Regions from separate parts of the Mus musculus genome. Here regions 2 and 3 are each linked to region 1. Evidence: chromatin loops called from intact Hi-C (ENCODE). Cell type or tissue: left cerebral cortex. All regions are shown on one strand.

The links. Hi-C counts contacts between places; a loop is a spot of excess contacts. Peaks named below come from ENCODE experiments on the same cell type or tissue, not always from the same donor. Only the 100,000 strongest peaks of a DNase experiment are listed, where the experiment ranks them.
Region 2: it touches region 1 in a loop (5-fold over the local background); 6 of 42 quality-filtered maps call a loop at or near these places.
Region 3: it touches region 1 in a loop (2.8-fold over the local background); 6 of 42 quality-filtered maps call a loop at or near these places.

Annotation. Positions count from the first base shown.
Region 1 is chr12:102,944,060-102,952,059 of GRCm38, reverse strand. It overlaps Unc79 (unc-79 homolog), which reads right to left and starts at 3,201. Exons shown (of 49, transcript NM_001081017.2): 1 at 2,485-3,201. The coding sequence starts at 2,506. In left cerebral cortex, a CTCF peak has its summit at 3,215; DNase peaks (open chromatin) are centred at 1,712, 2,082, 2,390, 2,875 and 1 more place; H3K4me3 peaks cover 3,781 bases; H3K27ac peaks cover 1,780 bases.
Region 2 is chr12:102,874,842-102,882,841 of GRCm38, reverse strand. It overlaps Btbd7 (BTB (POZ) domain containing 7), which reads left to right and starts at 4,400. Exons shown (of 11, transcript NM_001377026.1): 1 at 4,400-4,626. In left cerebral cortex, CTCF peaks have their summits at 3,806 and 5,393; DNase peaks (open chromatin) are centred at 3,470, 3,750, 4,275 and 5,360; H3K4me3 peaks cover 2,749 bases; H3K27ac peaks cover 1,531 bases.
Region 3 is chr12:103,061,346-103,069,345 of GRCm38, reverse strand. Unc79 (unc-79 homolog) reads right to left here. Exons shown (of 49, transcript NM_001081017.2): 13 at 7,830-8,000; 14 at 6,011-6,241. Among named protein-coding and RNA genes, the nearest start is that of Unc79, 120 kb to the right of the region's middle. In left cerebral cortex, a CTCF peak has its summit at 4,194 (motif pointing right); a DNase peak (open chromatin) is centred at 4,207.

The DNA.
Region 1 (8,000 bases):
CTGCAGAGGAGACAAGGACTTCTGTCTCTCCCCCTTCCCTCTGGTGATCTTCACGCCCAGTACAAGAGAGAGAGAGAAAAAAATCTTCTTTTTGGTCCTTTCTTCTTTCTCTTCTACAAATTGCTGTACTCCTACCAAGTCCAAGTTTAAACTGCAATCTGCAACTTGGCTTTAGGAAATATATTTACCGTCATCCACTATGCCGCTTTTCCTGCTGTTGCTGTTTTCTGGAGTGCACATCACAGCCATTCGTGTTAAGTTCGTAAAGGAGGAAAAGCAAAAATAATTCCTAATTCTAAATGTAAAATATGTTTATAAGGCCCAAAACAGCATCCTTTTATGTATCCCCTTTGCCCTCCAACGATAGCTATTACTGTTATTCCCTACTTTAGATGAGATTCTAAGGCACAAAACTATTAAGCTAATTGACCCAGGTCTCACAGGTCATCAGAAGGGCATGCACAGCTCAAATCCACATGTTTTAGCCCAAACTAAAACATGTCCAATTCACATGTCAGTTTTGCAAACAAGTATAGTATAGTTATATTTCAGTACACAAATTGCACTACACAACCAAGTTCTGATCTTTTTTTTTTTTTTTTTTTTTTTTTTTGCCATCCTAGAATTCACTACCCAGGAAAAAAGCAAAACAAAACATGAGGCAGACATTAAAATACAACACAAGGAAGAAAGCACAATAAGAGGACAGTGATATCCACTAGCTTTAACCTGAAAACACTTATATAATATGTTACAGAGTCAGATGACAGGTGGTGGGGCTTCCTGACAACCAGGGTACAATAAAGTTTTCAGGGGCATTAATTTGTCCTCAAGTTGGAATCTCTGCACTGATTCTGTTACATATACTGTAAAATAAGTGCATCCAATATTTTTGAAAGTCTCTGTAGAAACAGAATTTAACTTTGAGAGTACATTTGACTTTTGGAAACAGGCAAAAAAATCACAAGGGACTTTTTTCACTGTTTAGAAGAGATAGACAATTGAAATGGGAAATGCTTGATTGCACAGTAGCTATCATATATTGGGTATATGTTATATGCTGGGATCATGAGCTATTTCATGTGTATTTTTCTCACTTATTATCACAACTACACTATCAGCAGCTTCGCCCCACATCTACAGATGAGGAAATGAAGTTTGGAGGAGTCAGTTATCTTGCCCAAGGTCAAACAGAGGCAGAACTAATATTTACACCCAGATGTTCTGGATTTCAAAATCATGGTGAAAGCTCTGGTGGAAAGTGGGCACACACAATTTCTAAAGCCGCATCAGTCTGGACACCGTGTGATCGTCAGCCATTCAGTCAGTCTTATGTGGTGGATAAATGGTATACAGCATTTTATCTAACACATTCCAAATCCGTGCTAGTACCATTTCAAAGAAGAATTACACAGACTTAAGAAGTGACAGCATTATCAGAATAAATGTGTACTGCTTTGGAAGAAACAAAGAATCATTTAGAAAAATAAGTTCTAGATACTCTTGTATGAAATACCAACTGATTGCTTATTAAAAATGATCGTTTATTTACAACCCAAAGCTTAAGTTTCTGAATCCCTCAAGTGCTCTCAGGTAAACAATCAAATCAACCAACCTACCAAGTACATACCCAAGGCCTACTAGTGCACATTGCAATAGGAGTTACTATGGGGACCATGCTGGAAATGTCCTCCGTCCACATGGAGTTACCATGTTGTTACCAGCCAAGCACAGAGCCAGTCATTATTGGTACAACCAAATTCCTCCTGTGCTATTAGAGTTTGTGGAAGCTGCCCTACAAAGAAAGCCTGCTCTTTGGAAAAATCATTAGATCAATTAGATCATTTTCCCAATACCCCTTTCACTCTCTTGTAAGCCCCCACACAGTGGAGGTTAGTTGCTCCAGGGGAGCAGTGTTGCTATGCACGAGTTAATTTTCTTTATACTGAATGCAGAATTCAGCCTGCTCTCTGTTCCCTCCCCCCTCTCTCCCTTCTTGCCTCTTCCACCCGAAGTGGAAACTGCAGACTCAAACTCCCCGATGGCTCCAGCACCAGGAACTGGGCATGCTCAGAAGGCCAGGCAGGCTTTGGTTGCAACTGACAGTTCCCCGCCCCTGATTTGCCGCTGCCCCCCTTCCCCCACTCCAACAAGAGATACCGAAATGTTTATCTGAAAGATACGAGGCCTCTTTTTCCCGAGATTGACCCCATTTTAATTTCGTCTCGCGGGGTCTTCGGTCTGGAGAACCCCACTGCTAGCCCCAGTAGACTGCATTATTTTTCAGCACCGGGGACAGCGCCGCGCTGCCTCCGCCGTCCACCCTCCCCCACCTCCTTCCACCCCCCACCCGCCACCCGCCCCAACCTCAGCCCCCACCCCCGCACCAGCACAATGCCAAGGTCTCCCAGCAGCCGCAAACGCCGCAGCTGCGATAGCTCCCAGCCGGAGGCCGGGCCGAACGCCGGGCCGGCTGCTACTTACACTGCTCCGCTTTGGTGGACATGGTGCTGTCCAGATGGAAAGGCTTTGCCCCAAAATCTGTGTCGTGTGAGCTCCCTCGCTCCGCCAGCGATGTTGCGAGGAAAAGAGCGCATACCCCCCACCCCCCACCCCCTCGCTTTCCCCCTCCCTTAGGCCCGTGTCGCTACCATTCGGACAAAACGCACATCAAATTGCAGAATTCGGTCCCGGAAGGTTAGGAAATCGCCCCCGGAGAAATGGGTGGGATTTAATGGGCGGCCAAAGGCTTCCTGTCCGTCCCCTCCTGGAGCTGCCCGCGTGGATGTGGGCGGGGAGACCGAAAGGAGAGAGCGAGCTGCGGCTCCTGGTGAAATGGGAAAATGGGCTCGACCGGGGGAGGAGTATTTCCATTCATAAGGCGCACGGAGGGGCCGGGTGTTTCCCAGAGAAAAGCCTCTTAAAGTGCCGGAGTCCCCGACCATTTGGATCTCCCCATTGGCGTTCTCCAGGCCCGTAGATCCTGCGAGCGAAGCAGCCCCCGGCGCCTCGACGCGGTGACCGGAGAGGAGCACAGGTGCGTCCCACGCGCGTCTCAGCCTCCGGGAGGAAGGGCAGGGAGGCGGATCCGGGGCGGGCTGCACACAGCCGGGCCGGAGGGCGACGACAGTGCTCCAGAGGACTGCGAGGAAGGAAATGGAGAAGTAACCCTCTGCATGGCTTCCCGGCGTGCTGCGCTCCGTGCCCTCTGCCTCCCCTGGCGGATGGGCTCTCCTGCTGCTGAGCAGCGATGGGAGGTCCCAAAGCCAGGGGGCTGTGAGAAGACTTGAGGGGGTGTGGGTTGGAGCTAGGGAAAGGAGGAGATTTCCATAGATGGTAAAGGTGGAAGGTCCACAGAAAAGGAAGAGGAGAAACTGGAGACAGAAAGAACCCAGGTGTGCTCCTCGCAAGCAGTCCAGGCTGGGCGCCTGGGAGAAGCCCCTCTCTCTGCTGGGAAGCAGAAACCAATGGAAAAGGGGAGCGATCAAAAGGGCAACATGCATATTAATAGGAAGACTCCTGGAGAGTCCACCTCAAAGTAGAAAAGCACTAGAAGCCTGGGTTTAGGAGAACCAGATCCCAGACTCTGTTCCATTGCTTGCTATCCGTAAGCCTATGGTTCTTCATCATCTGTAAAATGGGAACAATAAAATCCGCCCTGCCGCCCGGAATCAATGGGCAGTGGAATAATACAACGGAAACAGAAAGACTAACTGCCAGTCATTAGAACCAGTCTTCACTCAAATCGTTCATTTGGAAAACTGGGCGGGGTGCGGGGGTGGGGGTGGGGGACAACAAGCATAGCAAACTGGTTTAGCAAAAGCAATAGGAACTGTAAGTTGATGAGCTATTTTTAATATGAAGAAAATCAATGTTCTTCCATCTCAGGAAGAATGATATGTAGGTTAAGGAAATACTAGTAAATTCCCTGAGAAAAGTACTAATTATCCAGATCTTTGACTATTAAAAACAAAACACTGGGAACAATTATCAAGGTATTCCAAGTGGCCTAGAAAACAGACGTCTAGGGAGCTGTCCGTGGTGCAAGTACTGTGGAGCTGTTTGACTGCGAACAAGGGGAAGGGATTTGGCGCCTGAGGATGCCCCTCCGACTGCATTCTTGGTAGGTAGCTTGAGGTACCTGCCCAGAGACCATCGCGCTCTACCACTGCTTACTCCCCAGACCACAGCCCCGTCTCAGGGAAAGACAAATGATTCTTTGAAGAACGACGGCGAACAGTTCATCTTGAGTAAATAAAATCAAAATACATGGAAGTGGTTCTGAACAAAATATGAATATAATGAACATTTCTGAGAAAATGACAAGCGTTTTGTGTGATTAGAGGAAAGCTCAAGGATTTATTCCAAAATTTCTGGGAAGCTGGAGGCATTAATAAAGAAAACAGTAATTGAAATTTGAAAGAAAAAAAAAGTAGCTTGGACAAACACAGAACAAAGGAAGAAATACGTCTTGGAAATAATTCCCCCACCCCCTGCCTGATGTTGCTGCTGTTTGTCACTGAACATCTATCTCTACATTGAGAACCAGCTGCTGCTGAGGTCGTGCCCACCCGGGGGAATCCCGATCTGGGTTTCAGACCTGCCTCTTGTGCTCTTACGACCTTTCACTTTCTTATGCTTTGATTTTTCTCATCAAAACAAAACAAAACAAAAAAAAAAAACAGTATGGTGATAGTCCTATCAAAAGTTGTTGTCAAGATTACATGAGTATACTCATGAGAGTCCGGAGCTTCCAAGCACACTTGAACAGCAGTTGTTGTTGGCAGTGCTGCTCAGAATGCCCGCAGGCCTCCAGTCTATTTGGATCAGTTCTCTTCTTGTCCCTTTCAAAGTCCTTAATCATACACACCATTGACACTATTCCTCAGCCTTGACTCTCACTACTTCAGGCTTGACTTGTGAGGGTTAATTCACCAGCCCGGACAGTCTCCACACCCAGTTTCTCCATACCAGCACAAGCTCCGACTTACTCCTCTGGGGAGACGTGACCTTCCTTATCTTCATCTTCTCCCCTTCCTTTTCCCCCTGCCCTTAGCCTTTCTTACTACTTTTTTGTCCATTGCAGAAATTGGAAAATCTGGACTAGCCATCCTACTACATTAGCAGTGCACATCACTACCTTCTAGCTGCATTGTTGTGCCTACCTGAGGTCCACTCCTGGCCACAATAGATACTTGCAGGAGTCTTTGATAATTCTCTGCTACCCGTGACAGTTATTTTGTCTCTTGGGGCCAGCATTCAAAGTATCTCCTTATTTCTTTCTAAAACTCCCTTTTCATGGGGCTGGAGAGATGACTCAGCAGTTAAGAGCACTGACTGCTGTTCCTAAGGTTTTGAGTTCAATTCCCAGCAACCACATGGTGGCTCACAACCATCTGTAATGGGATCCAAAGCCTTCTTCTGTTGTGTCTGAAGACAGCTACAGTGTACTCATATAAATAATAAAAATAAATAAATAAATCTTAAAAGAAAAGAAAAGCCCTCTTCATTCGACTTCTGTGATATAATGTTCTTCAAATCTTTCTCCAAATGTTTTCCTTCTACTGTTAGTAAATGCCTCAAGCATAGAAATATGAAAGTGAAGATTGAGTGTATAGCTCAGTAGAAAAATTTTTCTCCAACACATGTGGGGTCTAAAGTTTGGCCTTCTAACACACACACACACACACACACCCACACACACGCACATGCACACAGAGTAATGGTTTCATTAAGCAAATAATTCAATCATCAATAAAAGATTATGCCTTTTTTAGAAATATTAAGTTAGGAAAGGAAACTGTATCTTTAAGATAAAGGAAATAAGTCAATTTAAGAACTCAAATGGGGCTGGAGAGATGGTTCAGCGGTTAAAAGCACTGACTGCTTTTCCAGAGGTCCTGAGTTCAATTCCCAGCAACCACATGGTGTCTCACAACCATCTGTAATGGGATCTGATGCCCACTTGTGTTTCTGAAGACAGCTACAGTGTACTCATAAATAAATCTTTTTAAAAACTAAAGTTCTTTTTTTTAAAAAGAGAGAGAACTCAAATGGTGGGGGTTATAACTAAGTGGTAGAGTATTTGTCAAACATGCTAAAAACCATGAGTTCTAGCTCCAGCTTGCCCAACAGGGTGGTTTGAATGAGATTTCCTCATAGTGCTCAACAGTTGACTACTTGGGCCCAAGTCAATGGTGCTGTTTAGATAGGTCTAGGAGGTATGGCCCTGCTACATGAAGCATGTTATTAGAGGCAGGCTTTGAGGTTTCGAAGCCACACATCACCTGAGGTTTGCTCTCTCTACTTCCTGTTGTGGTTCAAGATGTGAATCCCCAGCTTCCTGTTCCTGCACCATGTCTTTGCTTCACCATTATAGACTCTAACCCTCTGGAGCCATAAACTCTTTCTCCTAAAATGAAAACTGACAACCAATAGCATGAAAACTAATATTATTACCTAGTCCACATCAGATCTTAATACTTTGTCATACTCTACCCAGTATTTATGTTCTAGAAATAAAATAAAATGTTTTATAGATAGTAGAATCCCTTATAAAAATTATCATAGGGCTGAAGAGATTGATCAGCAGTTAAGAGTTCATACTGCCATTCCAGAGGACCCAAGTCTGGTTCCCAGAACCTAACCAGGTGGCTCACAACCATCTATTGCTCTAGAGGAATCTCATGTCCTAGACCTTAATGGGTACCTGCATACACATGCACAACTGCCCTCTCCACATACACAATTAGAATATCATCTTTCTTTTAAATTCTTCTGAACCTAGATCCACAAAAATCTATGTTTGGGGGCTGGAGAGATGGCTTAGTGGTGAAAAGCTCTTTCTGCTCTTCTCACAACCACAAGTAACTCCAGATCCAGAACCCAAAACCTTCTGGCATCTCCAGGCACTGTGCATGTGATACACAGACATACATGCAGGCAAAACACACGTACACATACAATTGGGGTTTTTTTAATTTTTTAAATGTATATTCTTTTATTCTTGTGTCTACACACACATTCCAGGCAAGCACTCTACTATGGAGCTATGTCCTCAGCCCTACCTCATAGATAGGTAGGTATGGAGATAAGTAGGTATGTAGGTAGATGATAGATAGGCAGGTTTTGTTTTTTCAGGTAGTCACATGCGTCTCAGCTTGGATTCTAACTCATAAAGTGTCCACGGATGACCTTGAACATCTGAGATCCCAGCGTCTGTCTCCTGAATGTCAGGATTTTAAGCATGCACTACCATACTTGGTATTTGTAGTGCTGGGAATCAAGTCCAGGGCTTCATGCAGATCAGACAAACACTCTGCCAAATGAGCTACATACATAGAGTCTAGTTCCCATATTTTAAGCTTATACAAGTATCAAAGTACAGATATATATGTGATTTACTCATATGCATGTATACATATAGATATATTTATAAAACTTTCTGTTTACCATGGCACTTTTAGTTAATCATGTCAATTAAGCACTAGCTTATTCATTCTTTTTATGTGTGTGACACGGATGCACACAGTGAGGGGTGGTCAGAGTGTCTGTCCTCTCCTTCTACCTTATTTGAGGTAAGTTCTCTCGTTATTCAGATCTGCTTATGTCAAGCCATCTGGCTAATGAGTTTACAGGGATTCTCCGCCCTGCTTCCTGTCTCTTTGTCTCACCACAGGACAACAGGCATGCTACCACACCCAGCTCTACATGAGTTCTGGCTATTCTAATTGTTGTTGTTTTATTTGGTTTGGTTTTGTTTTGTTCTGTTCTGTTCTGTTTTTCAAGAGAAGACTTCTCTTGGTACACCCTGACTGTCCAGAAACTTGTTCTGTAGATCAAGCTGGCCTCAATCTAAGAGATCTGCCTGCCTCTGCCTTCCAAGTACTGATTAAAGGTTTCACCACCACTACCTGCCAAGTTCTGACAATTCTACATCAGGTTCTTATCACATGCGTGCAACTACTTTACCCACTAAGCCTCTTCCGCAGCCTGTTTAT
Region 2 (8,000 bases), 69 kb after region 1:
TCAAGACAGGGTTTTTCTATGTAGCCCTGGCTGCCCTGGAACTCACTGTGTAGACCAGGCTGGCCTCGAACTCAGAAATTCACCTACCTCTGCCTCCCAAGTGCTGGGATTAAAGGTGTGCGCCACCACTGCCCGGCCAAGCCCCCTGCTTTTATCCACTTCCAATTAGTTTGAAGATAAAATGAGGAGTTAGAACCTCTTAATGGCTCCCAAAAACACTAAAATGGGGGTTGGTTTAGATTCAGAGGCATTTGAGCACTCATACTCAAATGTTGAGGCTTTCCTCTCAATTTCTGTCTCTGTCTCTGCTCTTCTTTCCTAATGCCCGTGCATGCTCGTCTTAGTAGAAACAACTAACAATTAACAATTAGTCAGAAAACCATTAACATAGTCTTTTAAGGTCATGATTATGGAGAAAGCTATCGAGGAGAAATACTTCCTTTGGGAAATTTTTTCAGGAAAGGTTCTGACTGACAGGACTGTGTCACGTGCTTATCTATCTCGGACTCGATGTTTTCACTGAAGTATGAACTGTATATGCCATAGGCTCATGTTTTCAACCGTTGGTCTCTAACGGGGATGCTATTCTGGGAACTGGTGGAAAGTTTAGGAAGTAGGCCATAGCTGGAGGAAGAAGGTCACAGGGAGCTTACCTTTGAAGGTTACCCCTGGTCCCCAGTCTCTCCCCGTCTCTGCTTCCCAGCTATCAGGAGGCAAGTAGCCACACATTTCTGCTGAATTGTGCTAAACACCAGGTCAGAACCCATGTAAACAAAGATTGCTGTTAGAAACTCTGAAATAAGTCCTTTTCCTATGTTTATGGTTCAGTAAAAGCAAGTTAGTGATGGCTCATTTTAAAAGATTTTAAAAGTTGTATGTGTATAGGTGTTGTCTGAATATGTTTGTGCACCACATGCATGCCTAATGCTGCCAGGGGCTGGAAGAGAGTGTCGGATACTCTGGAACTGGAGTTACAGCTAGTTGTGGGTTGCAACGTGAACACTGTGAATCAAGCCTGGGTCCTCTGAAAAAGCAGCCAGTGCTCCTCTAACTGTGGAACCATCTCTTGATCCCCTAATGAGTGTTGTTCAATGGATATAGACAAAGCTGAAGTTGTGGGAAATAGTGGTGGGGGGCCTGACTGTAGAGACCATGCAGTTATAGATTAGAACTACAGTTTAGGGGGGCCTAGGAGGTCAGCATGAAGAATGACCCATCAGCTCCAACCAGATGGAGCAGTTGCCCTCAAAACATTTTTCCATTCACCATTTGTCTATTGCTCACATCTGTGCAGCCAGTTGACAACACTCATCAGCTCTAGGGGAATCCCTCTCCCCTTTGTGACGGCTTTAGGGGGGTTATCTCTGTGCACATGAAACCCTTTTGATCCATTTTTGTTATTGCTGCTGTTGTTGCACAGCATGGCGTCAGGTTTGGTGTCTCCGATGGCCATTTGTGCTGCTTTTCCTATGGTTTTGAGTTCTTGAAGGAAACACTGCGAGTAATCCCAGCACGGTGAGATGCCCTAGCTGTCCTGGAACTCACTCTGTAGACCAGACTGGCCTCAAACTCAGAAATCTGCCTGCCTCTGCCTCCCAAGTGCTGGGATTAAAGGCGTGCGCCACCACACCCGGCTTTCGTCCAGCTTCTTGATGCTGTGAGTCAGGAGCTTCCAGAAACCAGTGGGCAGCATGTACCCAGTTCTCTTGTTGTTTCTTAACCAAATGTTGAGCATCAGAGTCTGTCCCTTGGATCTGCACGAATCCTGTTGTCATTACCCCTGACATTACTGTCATTTCTGTTAGTTGTCCTTAACTCTGACATATCGGTGAGCAGGGTGAATTTCTGGGTCCTCCTTTGGGTGCTCTCAGGCTTTCTCAGAGATCGGAGGGCAGCCATAACATCTCATAGGAGATGGCAGCCACCTTTAGGCGGCTCTGGAAGCAGGAAGGAGAACTGGAGTAAACAGAATCCTTTTTTGAACAACAGTTACAGTTTCTGATATAATTGACAGACCTTCAGGAATTAGAATAGGGGCAGCCTGCATGCTGCACCAGGAAACGGTAAACTAATAAATCCAAGAGGAACTCCTTTTTGAAAGAAAGCAGTTAATAATTCAATAGGGAAAATACAATATACTTTAAAATGTTTTTAAAAGGTCAGGAAAATATTCAAAGAAATAACAGTTCTTCTATTAGAAGTTGACAGAAACAATTTATGCCCTTTAACTGAATACCAAATCACTAAAACAAGAAAGCTCAAATTTTCTTTTACAGAGACTAGGAAGATAGGGGTATAGTGCTTGCCATGCAATTGAATGAGACCTCCAGAACCCGTGGAAAGCTGCACACAGTCTCTTCATCTATAATCTCGGTGCTACTTCGGAGAGATGGGAGACAGAGAGCTCACAGGCCAGCTGGACAGAAATAAAAAGTGACTTACCTCAAAGGGAAAGGGTAAGACTGACTCCTGAGTTTGTCCTCTGTCCTGCACAACCACACACACACACACACACACACACACACCCCCCACATATTCAATTAAACAAAAAAGAAAGAAGAGAGAGAGAGAGAGAGAGAAAGGAAGGAAGGAAGGAAGGAAAGAAGAAAGGGAAGGAAAAGAAAAGAAAAAAAGAAAAGAAAAGAAAAAAGAAAAGAAAAGAAAAGAAAAGAAAAGAAAAAGAAGGGGCTGGAACCCTTTTTACCACAAAACAGGAAAAAAAAAAAAAAACCTACAGAAGCCAAACCCATGACAAAATTTCATTGCTTCTATCCTTTGAAACTTATCTAAACCTGTATACAACATACCACCAACCAGGAAAAAAGAAGAAGAAGAAAAAAAACAGACTTGCAAAACACAGTTTTTATTCATAGAGAGCCAAGGGCATGGAACCTCAAAAGCAAATTTCAAATCCATCTCCCAGAGAAGTGGAAAAGGGTACATTTATTGGACCAAGTTCCACAAGCTCTAACTTGACTATCATGACCCATATATCAGCAATGTTGCACACAGTCAACTGAACGAAGTCGGTCATCAAGCAAAGTGGATTGATGGGCCTGATGATACACACCCTTGTAATCCCAGTGCTTTAGGTGGAACTAGGAACAGTTCAAGGTCAATTTCAGCAAGCCAAAGTTTAGCCTAGGCTACATATGGGTCTCAATACAAATACTTTTCCCCTCCCATACCCCAATCCATTGAGAAAGTAAATAAGTGTTAAGGGCTGGTTAAATCTTTAATTGATTAGGTTAAATCGAGTTAATTTATTGAGGAACTAAGGACAGGAGCTTTTTATTCAGAAGTCCTTTTTAAAATGACCATAAAGAGGCCCAAAACATGGAACAGTGATTTAAAGCACCTGTTGCTTTTGCAGAGGGCCTGGGCTCGATTCCCAGCACCCACATGGTGACTATACCACCATCTGTGACTCTAGTTCAGGGGATCTGTGGGCACCCATGTGGCGCACATACATTCAGGCAAAACATTCATACACATAAAAAATTAATCTAACACTATCAAAAAAAGAAATGTAACAGGAAAGACTAGGGAAAGACGGAAAACGCAAATTCCTGAAGGACACTGCCTGGATTCTTGGCTTGGCTTGCCCGCTTCCCTAGCTGTAAAACAGTGATAATAACGCGGGTCCCAGCTACCTCAAAGGGCAGTTTTGGCATCCAGACAGAAACCATGTATTTAACTGTGTTTTGAAAACTGTAGGGCACTCCATAAATGTAAGCCGTTTTTGTTACTGCCTCGCTGTAATTATGGCAAAATCACAAACAAGGGCTGTTTATGGAAGAGATCTGGCTCTCCCATGGGGGGCACTGTGAATTCCATCAGCCTAGTTCTTTGTTACTGAAACTTTTCAGTATCTTTTTTTTCTCAAATACTAGGTAACTAGCAAAGTACTACATATAAAAGTACCAAGAAGACAAAATAGTTTTAGAAATTCTTAACAAAAAAGAAGCCACAGAAACGCAAAGTCGGCCAGGAAGGAATTTTCCTCCGGATCGCAGTTCTTTTTGAGGCAAGCATTTTATGCCAACACCCGGTGGGTGGCGGCTGCCCAGAGGAAACGAAACAGTGGAACTGGCCTTCCCCTGCATAGCGATGATTATTCCATTTAGATACAAAGAATAACAAGCTACAATTCCCGGAGCTGTGCAGGATGCTGCAACAAGTACCCCGCGCCCCTTCGCACCTCCCTCGGGCAGGCAGAGCCAGAAGAATGCGCGCGCACTCGCCTCTTGGCCTGAGCCCCTGGGAACGCGCCTCCCTAGCCTGCCCCTCCTCCCCAAGCCGGCGCGCCGACGTCGGGTCACGTGACGTGGGCGAGCCGACAGCGGGGGCGGGCGGGGCCGTCCGGCTCCGCAGAGCGGCGCAGGCGCGCCAGGGCCGCGCGAGGCGAGCCCCTCCTGCTCCCTGTCGGAGTCAAAATGGCGACGGGGGGAACCTGGAGTGGTCCCGGAGCCTAAGCCACTGACAGGAGAGGGGAGGGCGGCGGCGGCGGCTGGAGGAGAATGGCCGCGGGGGCTGGCGCCAGTGCGGACGACGGCGCTGGGGGCGGCGGCGGCGGAGGCGACGGCAGCGGTCCCAGCAGCAGTCGCGGCGGGAGGAGCCTCCGAGGTGAGTGTCCCTCGGTGTCCGAGGCTTGAGGAGCCGTCTCGCCGGCCCCGCGCGGCCCGGGACGTCCGGCTGCCGGCAGGGGCGGTGGTTGGGCGTGGTGGCGCCTCGGCCGAGGCCCGGACGCCGCGGGGTTGCCGAGGCGCTGGCCAGCTCGGCCGTCTAGGGCCCAGCGCGCCGGCGGCGGCGCGGGACGGGGGCCTCCCGGTCCCCGCGCCCTGAGGGGCGGGCCGGACAGCGCGCCGCCGAGCGGGCCGTGACCGAGGCGCGGCGCTCAGGGCCGGAGGGCGCGCGGCTCCCCCACCCCCGCCCGGGTGGCCGCCGGGACGAGCCCCTAGCGCCGGGCTGCGAGGGGCGGGACCCGCCGCACCCTGCGCTCGGGAACCCACACCCGGCGCGGACTCCTGTTTACGGGCTGCGGGGTGGGCGTGAGGCCGCTGGGGAGGGCCGGAGCTTGGGGGGGAGGGGGGAGCAGGCCTGGGGAGGACCACTCCCCGCGGGCGAAGTGAAAGCGTCCCGGAGTGAGTGCTCTGGGAGGACCGAGACTGGCGTTGAGCTTTGACAGGTAGGTGGGGGAGACAATACGGAGCGGAGCTTCGGCTGGAGCCGCGGAGGCTAAGCTAGCTTAGCTCCCGGGAGGACTTGGCGAAAGGCGTGCCTACCTTCCCTCCTGCTCTGCTGTTTCTCCCTTCCACGCACTCACACTCTCGCTCTCGCTCACACTCCAGGGTGAGAACTTTCTCGCCGTCTTCGGAGAAACTCCGAGGAGTGTTGTATCCGCTTTGAACCACCACAGCGCCTCTCCCATACCAGCACACATAATAAGTACTCTGGAGTAGGCCGAATTTGCAGAGCAGTCTCGGTTCTCTGGCCCAGGGCACTGGCCCCTCGGCTCAAGCTTCTTACAGTGACGGAGCAAGGAAGAAGCGTTTTTTGCAGATAAATTAGCTTTTCCAGCAGACGTTATCTTTTGTCTCTGCGTAGCGTCTATGGCTCACCCATTACTCACATTGTCTTCTTTGTAAGTCTGGAAGAAAGACTTGAAGTTATATGAACCGTACATTCTTCATAGCAGCTGTGATTCGACTGGTCTTGGAATTTTGGAGTCAGGAACACCTTTAGAGATTGGGCGTGTTCTAAAGTGGGGGAATTGGACGCGGAAAGGTGCGATTCTGTGGGTCATGTAGCTGGGGAGGGGTGAGACCTAAACTAGGATCTCGGCTTCTGCAGGTGAGGAAGAGCTCTTTTCACTCCACTCCAGCACTACTGTTTGTGGGTAGCTTTCACCACCGCTGCTCAGCTCAATCCCTAGGCCGTTGCACAGTAAAGTTGAACACAGAAACGAGTATCTCTCTGTGACCCTCGCAGCTACCTCAAAATAGCTGCTAAAGAGGCCAGCCCACCCAACACCATATTTAATAAAATTTAGTAACATTTCACTTGAAGTTTTCTTAGGTCCATAACTATATTTTCATCAAATTATAGCCTGGCTCATTCTTGCGTGGGTTCGTTCTTTCTGTAGTTCTGTAAAACCTAACTCCTATTAGTGTTCTCTGTCCCAACATGATTAAGATTAGCGTCTCAAGTTCTTTGTATCTGGCTCTAACCTTAAGATTTAAAACATTGCTTTTCCAGGTTATGCTGCCTAGTCCCCTTCTCTCCTTTATTTGGGCTTCAGAATTTTGTATATAATGTGTCACAGGTCAACTTTCAGAAATATGATAGAATCAAGTGATTATGTTTTCATATTTTACTCACAGTACTCAGGTTATGTACACTTATTGAAGGTCTGCTCTGTGTTTTCATTATTCCAGACCTAAGGGGTAGGAGTCAAGAAATGTAATATATAGTAGACTTTGCCTCAAGGTTCTTATTGGAAAAAGATGCACTCACATGAGTCTAGAAGCCAATGTAGTGAGTTCTACTAATATAGAGAATGCTGTGGGAGTTCAGGGTAGAGGGAGTTATAACCGGGCCTTGGGAGTTTAAATAACTTCCTGGGACACTTGGAATGTCAACTGGCCAATGAGTGTTTATATTTACAGAGAGATTGGAGCAGTTACTTTGTGACCTGGGTGAGGGGGTGGGGTTGAAAAAAAAGCAAGTGTATAAATTGGAGTTTAGTGCTAGGGAAAGGGGATAGAGGGAGACAAAGGGAGCAAGAGTTTCTCCTCTCAGGAGAATATTTTACATGAGGGACATTAGGTAGCCAGAAGGCTGACTCTGTAGAAGGATTTGAATGCTAAATTGAAATTTGGATTTGTCTTTTATGCAAGTTATAACAAACCTTTGAAGGTGCTTATTATAAGCTGTCATCCACAGGTTGAGTTAAAATAAAGCAAGAATAAAATGAGCTAAGAAGACAGTAGCTAGTCATTTTATTACCTGACTCAGAGATGGTATCTTACACTAGGATCGTTCCTCTTCTCCCCAGATGCTAAGATTACAAATTTGTGCAGCCACACACACACAACAAAGTTTATCTCAAAATATTTTTTTGTAGTGCTGAAAATCAAATCCAGGGATGTTCTACCTCTGAGCTAGGTAAGGGAAAGTCAGTAAGAAGGATTACCTAGCAGGTACATGTGTGTCTGTCTGGACACTTACTGAGGTAAATATAAGTAATTCAATTTACTATCTTAACTGTTGAAAATTGTACAGTTCTGTACCTGTTTACACTGGTGTACAGTCATTTCCATTGCTATCTGCTGAATTAGTTTTTAAATTGTGTGCATGTGTGTAATTTATTTATTTTTACTTTTTGTGCATTGGAGTTTTGCCTACATGTATGTCTGTGTGAGGGTGTCAGGTCTTCCAGTTACAGAATGTTGTGAGTTGCCATGTGGGTGCTGGGAATTGAACCTCTGGAGAAGTCAGTGCCTTTAACCTCTTAACCATCTCTCCCACCCCCAATTTTTTTTTTTTTTTTTTTTTTTTTGGTTTTTGGTTTTTGGTTTTTCGAGACAGGGCTTCTCTGTATAGCCCTGGCAGTCCTGGAACTCACTTTGTAGACCAGGCCAGGCTGGCCTCGAACTCAGAAACCCACCTGCCTCTGCCTCCCAAGTGCTGGGATTAAAGGCGTGCGCCACCACCGCCCGGCCCCAATTTTTTTTTTTTAACTTTGTGGTGTGTGTGTGTCTAATTACCTCTGTGTGTTCATATGAGTACAGATGCTTGTGGAGGCTAGATGCTCTGGAACTTAGAGTCACAGGCAGTTAGGAGCACCTGATGTGGATGCTGGGAATCAAACTCAGATCCTTTGGAAGAGGCTCTTGGTTAAGATGGCTCTTAACCACTGAGCCATCTCTGCAGCCCTAAAAAAAAGTTACTTTTCATAGATTTTATTTTTTGTTACTGCATATACATACATGCAGCCG
Region 3 (8,000 bases), 120 kb before region 1:
TGATCGTGGACTGAATCTAAGCTATTCTGCCATGGATTTCTGGAGCCTATGTGAGTTGTAATTCCAAAGTTCTAGTCTTACTGTGATGAGCAGCAATGAAAATTACTCTTTTAAAAGCTAGATTAGCATGCAGCTGCTCCTGTCTGCAGAGAGACACGCTTCCTCCTGCCACACACACCCTGTACTGCGGGTTTTTCTTTATGGACAAGCACAGGTACAGAATACCACTCTTCTCTACTCCTCATATTCTGCCATGGCCATTTTTTAAAAAAAACAAAAGATGTTCTAGCATAATTAAATCCATGAACAAAAAAAGGATGCATTTGGAGGGGCTAAGGGGTATAATTCGGCGACCAAGGCCTTGCCTGGCATGCATGATACCCTAGGTTCATTCCACAACACCAGAAAGAAAGAAAGAAAGAAAGAAAGAAAGAAAGAAAGAAAGAGAGAGAGAGAGAGAGAGAGAGAGAGAGAGAGAGAGAGAGAAGGAAGGAAGGAAGGAAGGAAGGAAGGAAGGAAGGAAGGAAGGAAAGAAAGACAGAAAGAAAGAAAGAAAGGAATCTTTTCTTAAAACTAATTAATACAGTTTATTAATTTATAAATTTAAGTTGTTTTAAGCCTAGTATTAAAGATTCTATTGAAGTGGAACTTTCTGGTTTATTTGGAGACTCAGTTGTGTTATGTGATGTTTTTCTGAAAACTATCTTATGAAAGGATGTTTCTGCTGAAGCAGACACGTGGGAGGACGTTTTGCTAAGAACAGATTTTTCTTTCTGGAAGCTTCCTGGGAAAAGAGCATGTAATATCTTGCTAGAGCAGACGCTTGAGAGGACACGTGGTGTTTGGAAAGGGTATAAGTATAATCCAACAAGCAGTGGCCAGTGCAGTGTGGCATTGGTTTGCCTTGCCACCCATGCTAGTCTTCATTTGGCTTTACTGACGCTGGCCTTCAGTGACAATGCTGTGGCATTGGTTCACCTCATCTTCTTTGCTGATCATCACTTGTTGTGACTTTGTAGAGAGAGACACACCAAAGAACTCCTGGTGGTGTTCCAGCAGCTTCTTATGGCTTCCTCTGTCTGACTCAGGCCTTTTGGCAGAGCCTCATGGTTTCTTGTGGATTGAACTATGTGTTGCTGGTTCATAGCCGGTGTTTGCAAGGAGATCGAGCTACTGCTGCTGACTTGTGTCAACTAAACTGCTGATACCCTGACAATGCAGATTGGATTTGCCCCAAAAACTATTTCTAAACAGGTCCACATCCTACTTTTTTGCCCTATTAGCCTTTCCTTTCCACTACCTCTAGTGAGTGGTGGTCTAGAAGGGCGGATAAAGCATTTAAGTACGCTTATTAAAGTAGGTTTTGAAAAATATAAGCCTACCTTCTATATTATACCTACTAGAATAAAAGTAATAAAGTGTTGACTATTCCTGAGTCTTTACCTTGTAACATAAAGTGTGGAACTCTTTTTTATCTTTTTTTTTTTTTTTTTTAGTAGAGGATCAATAAGCAGCTGTGTTAAGAGAATGCTCTGGAAAGGATAAATGTATTATCTCACTGAGGTATCCTTATTCTGCCCAGCTCCTTAGCATGTCTTCAGGTGAATCAACCCCCAACACCCACTCTTGTACAAGATGCGACTGCCACATTGCCAATTTTGTCATTAGTAGAACATGATTTTAATATTTTCAACTGTTAATTTTCAACAAACAGAATAATCATTTTAAGATATATGCTCCCTTTTCATTTAAAATTTTATTGATATGGATACTGTCTCTGTGCCCTCTGGCTAAGGGCTTGTCTATCTTGTTGATTGTCTCAGAGAACCAGCTTCTGGTTTTGTTGATTCTTTATATAGTTCGTTTTGTTTCTATTTGGTTGATTTCAGTCCTGAGTTGATTATTTTCTGCTGTCTGCTCCTCTTGGGTGTATTTGCTTTGTTTTGTTCTAGAGCTTTTAGGTGTGCTGTCAAGCTGCTAGTGTAAGCTCTCTCCAGTTTCTTTTTGGAGGCACTTAGAGCTATGAGTTTTCCTCTTACCACTGCTTTCATTGTGTCCCATAAGCTTTGGTATGATGTGTCTTCATTTTCATTAAATTCTAAAAAGACTTTAATTTCTTAATTTCTTCATTAACCAAGTTATCACTGAGTAGAGCTTTGTTCAGCTTCCATGTATATGTGTGCTTTCTGTTGTTTTTGTTGGTATTAAAGACCAGCCTTAGTCCATGGTGATCTGATAGGGTGCATAGAATTATTTCAATCTTCTTATATCTGTTGAGGCCTGTTTTGTGACCTATATGGTCAATTTTGGAGAAGGTACCATGAAGTGCTGAGAAGAAGGTATATTCTTTTGCTTTAGGATGAAATGTTCTATAAATACCTGTTAGATCCATTTGGTTCATAACTTCTGTTAGTCTCACTGTGTCTCTGCTTAGTTTCTGTTTCCATGATCTGTCCATTGCTGAGAGAGGGGTGTTGAAGTCCCCCACTATTATTGTGTGAGTTGCAATGTGTGCTTTGAGCTTTAGTAAAGTTTCTTTTATGAATGTGGCTACTCTTGCATTTGGAGCATAGATGTTCAGAATTGAGAGTTGATCTTGCTAGATTTTCCCTTTGAACAGAATGAAGTGTCCTCTCTTTTCTTTTTTGATAACTTTTGGTTGAAATTTGATTTTATTTGATATTAGAATGAAAATAGACACAATAAAGAAATCACAAAGGGAGACAACCCTGGAGTTAGAAAACCTAGGAAAGAGATCGGGAGTTATATATGCAAGCATCACCAACAGAATACAAGAGATAAAAGAGAGACTCTCAGGTGCAGAAAGTACCGTGGGAAACATTGACACAACAATCAAAGAAAATACAAAATGCAAGACGCTCCTAACCCAAAACATCCATGAAATCCAGGACACAATGAGAAGAGGAAACCTAAGGATAATAGGTATAGAAGAGAACAAAGATTACCAACTTAAAGGGTCAGTAAATATCTCCAACAAAATTATAGATGAAAACTTCCCTAACCTAAAGAAAGAGATGCCCGTGAACATACAAGAATCCTACGGAACTCCAAATAGACTGGGCCAGAAAAGAAATTCCTCCTGCCACATAATAATCAAAATACCAAATGACTAAACAAAGAAAGAATATTAAAAGCAGTAAGGGGAAAAGGTCAAGTAACATATAAAGGCAGACCTATTAGAATTACACCAGACTTCTCACCAGAGACTATGAAAGCTAGAAGATCCTGGGTTGATGTCATGCAGACCCTAAGAGAACATAAATGCCAACCCAAGCTACTATACCAAGCAAAACTCTCAATTACCATAGATGGAAAAACCAAGATATTCCATGACAAAACCAAATTTACACAATATCTTTCCATAAATCCAGCCCTACAAAGATAATAGATAGGAAACACCAAAACAGGGAGGGGAAACTACACCCTAGAAAAAGCAAGAAAGTAATCTTTCAACAAACACAAAAGAAGATAGTCACACAAACATAATCCCACCTCTAACAACAAAAATAACAGGAAGTAACAATCATGTTTCCTTAGCATCTCTTAATAACAATGGACTCAATTCCCCAAGAAAAAGACATAGACTAATAGAGTGGATACATAAACCGGACCCAGCATTTTGCTGCATACAGGAAATGTACCTCAGTGACAAAGTCAGACACTATCTCAGAGTAAAAGGTCAGAAAACAATTTTCCAAGCAAATGATCCCAAGAAACAAGCTGGTGTTTGAACATTTCATATCTACCTTTAAGAACTTGAAAATGCATATCTGTTTACCCCCTCCAGAGAGAGCGTCCAGAGACACTCTGGAGAATCCATCCACCATACAGAAAGTCACTTCTTGTTCTTAACTTCGAAAAGCCAAAGCCATGCTGAGTTACGATTGGAAACCTTAAATCTCGAACTGCTCCGGGGGTAATTCATCATCCTTCGTTATTCTCACCAATAAGCCTTCTCTTCTAATTAATCTATTATTAGCTACCTTGTGAGACCCACTTTGGGAAAGGAGAGGTTCTCCTAACGACATAACTTCTTATCTCTCAGAATCATATCAGACTGGAATCATATCATACCACTCTAAGAGAAATAACAGGAAGCATGAAGATGCTTCCTGTTCCAGATACTCAAAACTGCCCAGCATGTAAAGATGCAATGCTATGAAGGAGTCAGTAGGTGGCACCAAAGAAGAGAGGACCATCTCCTATCTCCATAACTGCTCAGCCTCTGAATCCTGGAGTCACAGCCATTCCTGCTGATGGTCTGTATTCGGATTTATCCTCAAATGTCTTATATCCGCCCAGTTTTAAACTGTCTTTTTGAAAGACAAAAATCACAAATAAAAATAAAACCTAGAAAATTCTTTGAGGGAATAAATATCATGTATTACTGCCAAAACCCGATGCTGAGCCTCCACTTTTCTGAGTTAAGCACAAATGAGATTGTAATGAAGAAATACGGTGTCTTCCCCACTGAGCATCTACAACTAGGTAGCATGAGGAGAGGCATAGAGAAATCTGTCCTCCAACACACGGAGAGGGCATTCTGGCAGTTCTAGGAACCATGTCTGGAATTTTAAATCGCACAGTGTGAACTTTGACTGTTACTGGAGTTTTCAATTGGAAGCTGATTTAGGGCAGCCAGAGTGAGCAGGAGTTCCCAACAAATCAGGTCTGGCCACTCATCCCAAAGTAATGGTTGAAGACAAGAAAGGAATTTGGTATTCAGGGTCATCACACTGGGAAGACATAGAGGGCGAAACCTAGTCTCCAGAATACTGGAAAGACAGAGAGTGGAGCCTCTCTTCCAGAACACTGGCAAACTTGGAAATTACATGGGGAAGGGAATGTGAGATCCGCACAGTGGAGCAGTCTCCATCAGACTGTTGTCTGGCTAGGCATTATCTCTGTTCTGCCCACACAGAATATTCTCCATGTTGAGAAATTTGCTCCAAATGAGGGGGAGGGAGCCAATCAGGATGCAGTTTACATTATCTCACTGGCTGTGTATCCAACAGGCCTATGGTGCTGGAAGTGGGGTGATCTGCTCCCTGTGAGATGCCTGTCCTGATTGAGGGCTGGGCAGTCTGTTTTCTCACAGGGTTATCTCCTGCAAAGCCTGGGTGTTCTTGGAAGGTGTGCAGTAATTGCTGAAGACTTCAAAGAGCCATTACAAGAGTCTGAAAACAGGACACCTTAAAAATGGGTGGTTGAGCACTTGTAAAACTACCTTTGAGATGCTTTTATCTCAGTGCCCTTACCCTTGCAGGGGTCTAAGTAATTACAACAACCCACCTGTAGGCCCAGTTGATCAAGAAGGATCTGACCCATAAAAGACCTGTAGGAAGTGAACTACAGATGCCAGGCTTTACCCTGCTTCTAGAGACCACTCGCTGGGCATGTGCAAGCCCAAGGGAAGATCATTGCTTTTAGTAAGAAGTGATGTTTGAGTCCTTGCCACTCTGCCATAATCTGGAAGGTGAACATGAAGCCACAGAAATGTCCCTCATTGGCTGCAAGCCAGAAAAGAACTGAGACCCCAAGTCACACAGAAACAATTTCTTTTCTTTCTTAGTAAGAACAAGCAACACTAAGAATAAACACATACTTAAGTTATTACAGACACCTTACAAATCCATCATGCCAGTCTTCCCTATTCCAAACCAAAGCTGAAACAGCACATCATCAAAGATTAGAGTATCACACTAACCAACCTTGGTTTTTGTTTGTTTGGATTTGGATTTTTCATTTTTGAGGCAAAGTATTGCATAGTAATCCTGACTGGCCTGATACTCAGGGTATAGTCTCAACTGCCATGGACCACATAGCAATCCTTCTGCCTCTGCCTCCTAAATTCTGGGTTTATAGGTGTATGCCACCACATCCAAGTAGACTGTCTTTGGCTGTTGACACACAAAGAGGGATGGTCAAATGTAGCATTGCCCCCAACCCCTCTCCCGCAGCAAGGCCTAGATAGGTGACCTCCACTTACCCTGGCAAATTCCATGGGTTTGGGAAGAAGGCACATGACCATGACATCAAATCGGACATCACATACTGTCTTCAACCACTTGGTGACAAACTGGGGCTTCAGCTTTTCCACCAAGCTTCCAACTTCATCATCCATCATGTACGCCGTGGAATGAAACCACTGAAATACCATAGCCACCAGCCGGGCCAGGCTCTCTGTGGGCGTGTTCTCGCTGGGTGTGCAGAGGCTCACCTGGAGTAGCAGAACAGACCTCAGTCAGGCTCCTCCACCCAGCGCTACAAAGTTATGACAAGCATATTTAAAGAGGGGAAAAAGGAGGGGCTCCAGATGATGCATTCAAAACCAGCAATGTTACAAATGGTTACCATGTATCCAGAACTACAGTCCTCTCTAAAGGCATGCATGGATCACCACAGTAACATCCCCTGAGCATCTCCTAAGCATTGTCTTCCTGTTGTAATTCCATTATGTAACCTGAACTAGAAATTTTTTCCAAAAGATTAAGTCGATAAAGTGATATTTCATCAATATCTTCAATTTTTAAAAAAAAATGATCATATTTCAGTTCTCAAAAGACCTGATTCAGGTAAAAAAAATTTTCCATCAGTAACAACTCTGATACCCAAGTGCTTCTCCCAACTCACTGTGTTATAAGTAATTTTTAAACAATATCTACCCGTTCTGAAACAATAGTTTATTGAGCACTTGACAGGGTCCAAAAAAAATACAAAATTAATTAATTAATTAGTTAATTAATTAAATCATTGTCCCTGCCTTCAAAGAGTTTCCAACAATAGGAGTCACTGTGTTCCTGTATAATAAGTTCTTGGAAGCAAGACATGTGGAACCAACAATTAGTTCCCAATTTGGTAGTCTTTTTTTTTTTCTCCCAAGAAACTGTGTGCAAGCATAGAAGAGGGAAATCACTATGGAGACATAATCCTTGTATCTAGCAGGCAAAAAAAAAAAAAAAAAAAAAAAAAAAAAAAAAAGCCTGCATCTCTGCAGAACAGGCTCGTACAGCTGGGTCTTTGCAGTATCTGATCTCTACTGGATGAGTAGTGGAGTCGACTCAAATCAGTGTAACGACTCCCTCCCCAGTAGCCTGACTATAGTTCGTATATGTATATCTAGGTATATATGTATACCATAGACCCCCCCTTAACTATACAAACATTTCCTCATGTACATAAATGATAAGACGTAAATCTCTGGTGCCTCATGGTAAACCTAGTACTTGACAGCCTGCCCCAGCCCGCACTACCATTGCGTCCTGTGAGGGAGGTGAGCTTCACTGAGGCAAGGCCTTGGCACTGTGGCTCTTGCTGCCTTGTTTGTTAAAATCAAATTGGGTGAGGGGAGCACTGACAACTATAAAATCAAAAATATTGATTCACCCTGAAAAACCTTAAAGATGTTCTGCATCCTGAAGTATCCCTTATCTGCCAATATTTAATGGTTTCCATAAGAACAAACAGGCATATCCATCTCGTTATATTAGCTTCCTTCATCTTTAATAAGTGATAAGCTTTTATACGTGTACCAAAAATTGGTTGTCAAAATTAAATTTCTTTATAATTAAAGAGGAAAGGTTCCCAGGATTCTGGAGACAAATATGGACATTGTAACTTTCTAAAGGCATTCTTGGATACAATAACAAGCAACCCAGAGTTGAGAGCTGCTACCCCAGGGTATACCCCCCCCCCCATTTGAGGGTTAATTCTTCACTCTTTGCTGTCTCCTTTTGGGAGCAATTCCTCCTCAGATACAATGCAGGGGTTCGGAGGGGAGCAGAGAGGGGCTGGCGTCTTTTCCTTACTAAGAACCATATCCCGAATTGGCTGAGCAGCCTCTGGTCGTGCTTGTCATCATCTTTGTTATCAAAATCAGTGTTGTCCAGGGAGTGGTGGGAGGACGAGAGGCCCAGCTGCCGCCGCCGGTTCAACTCGTGCTCCCTCTGCTCTGCGTGGAACTCTGCTTCTTTCAACAA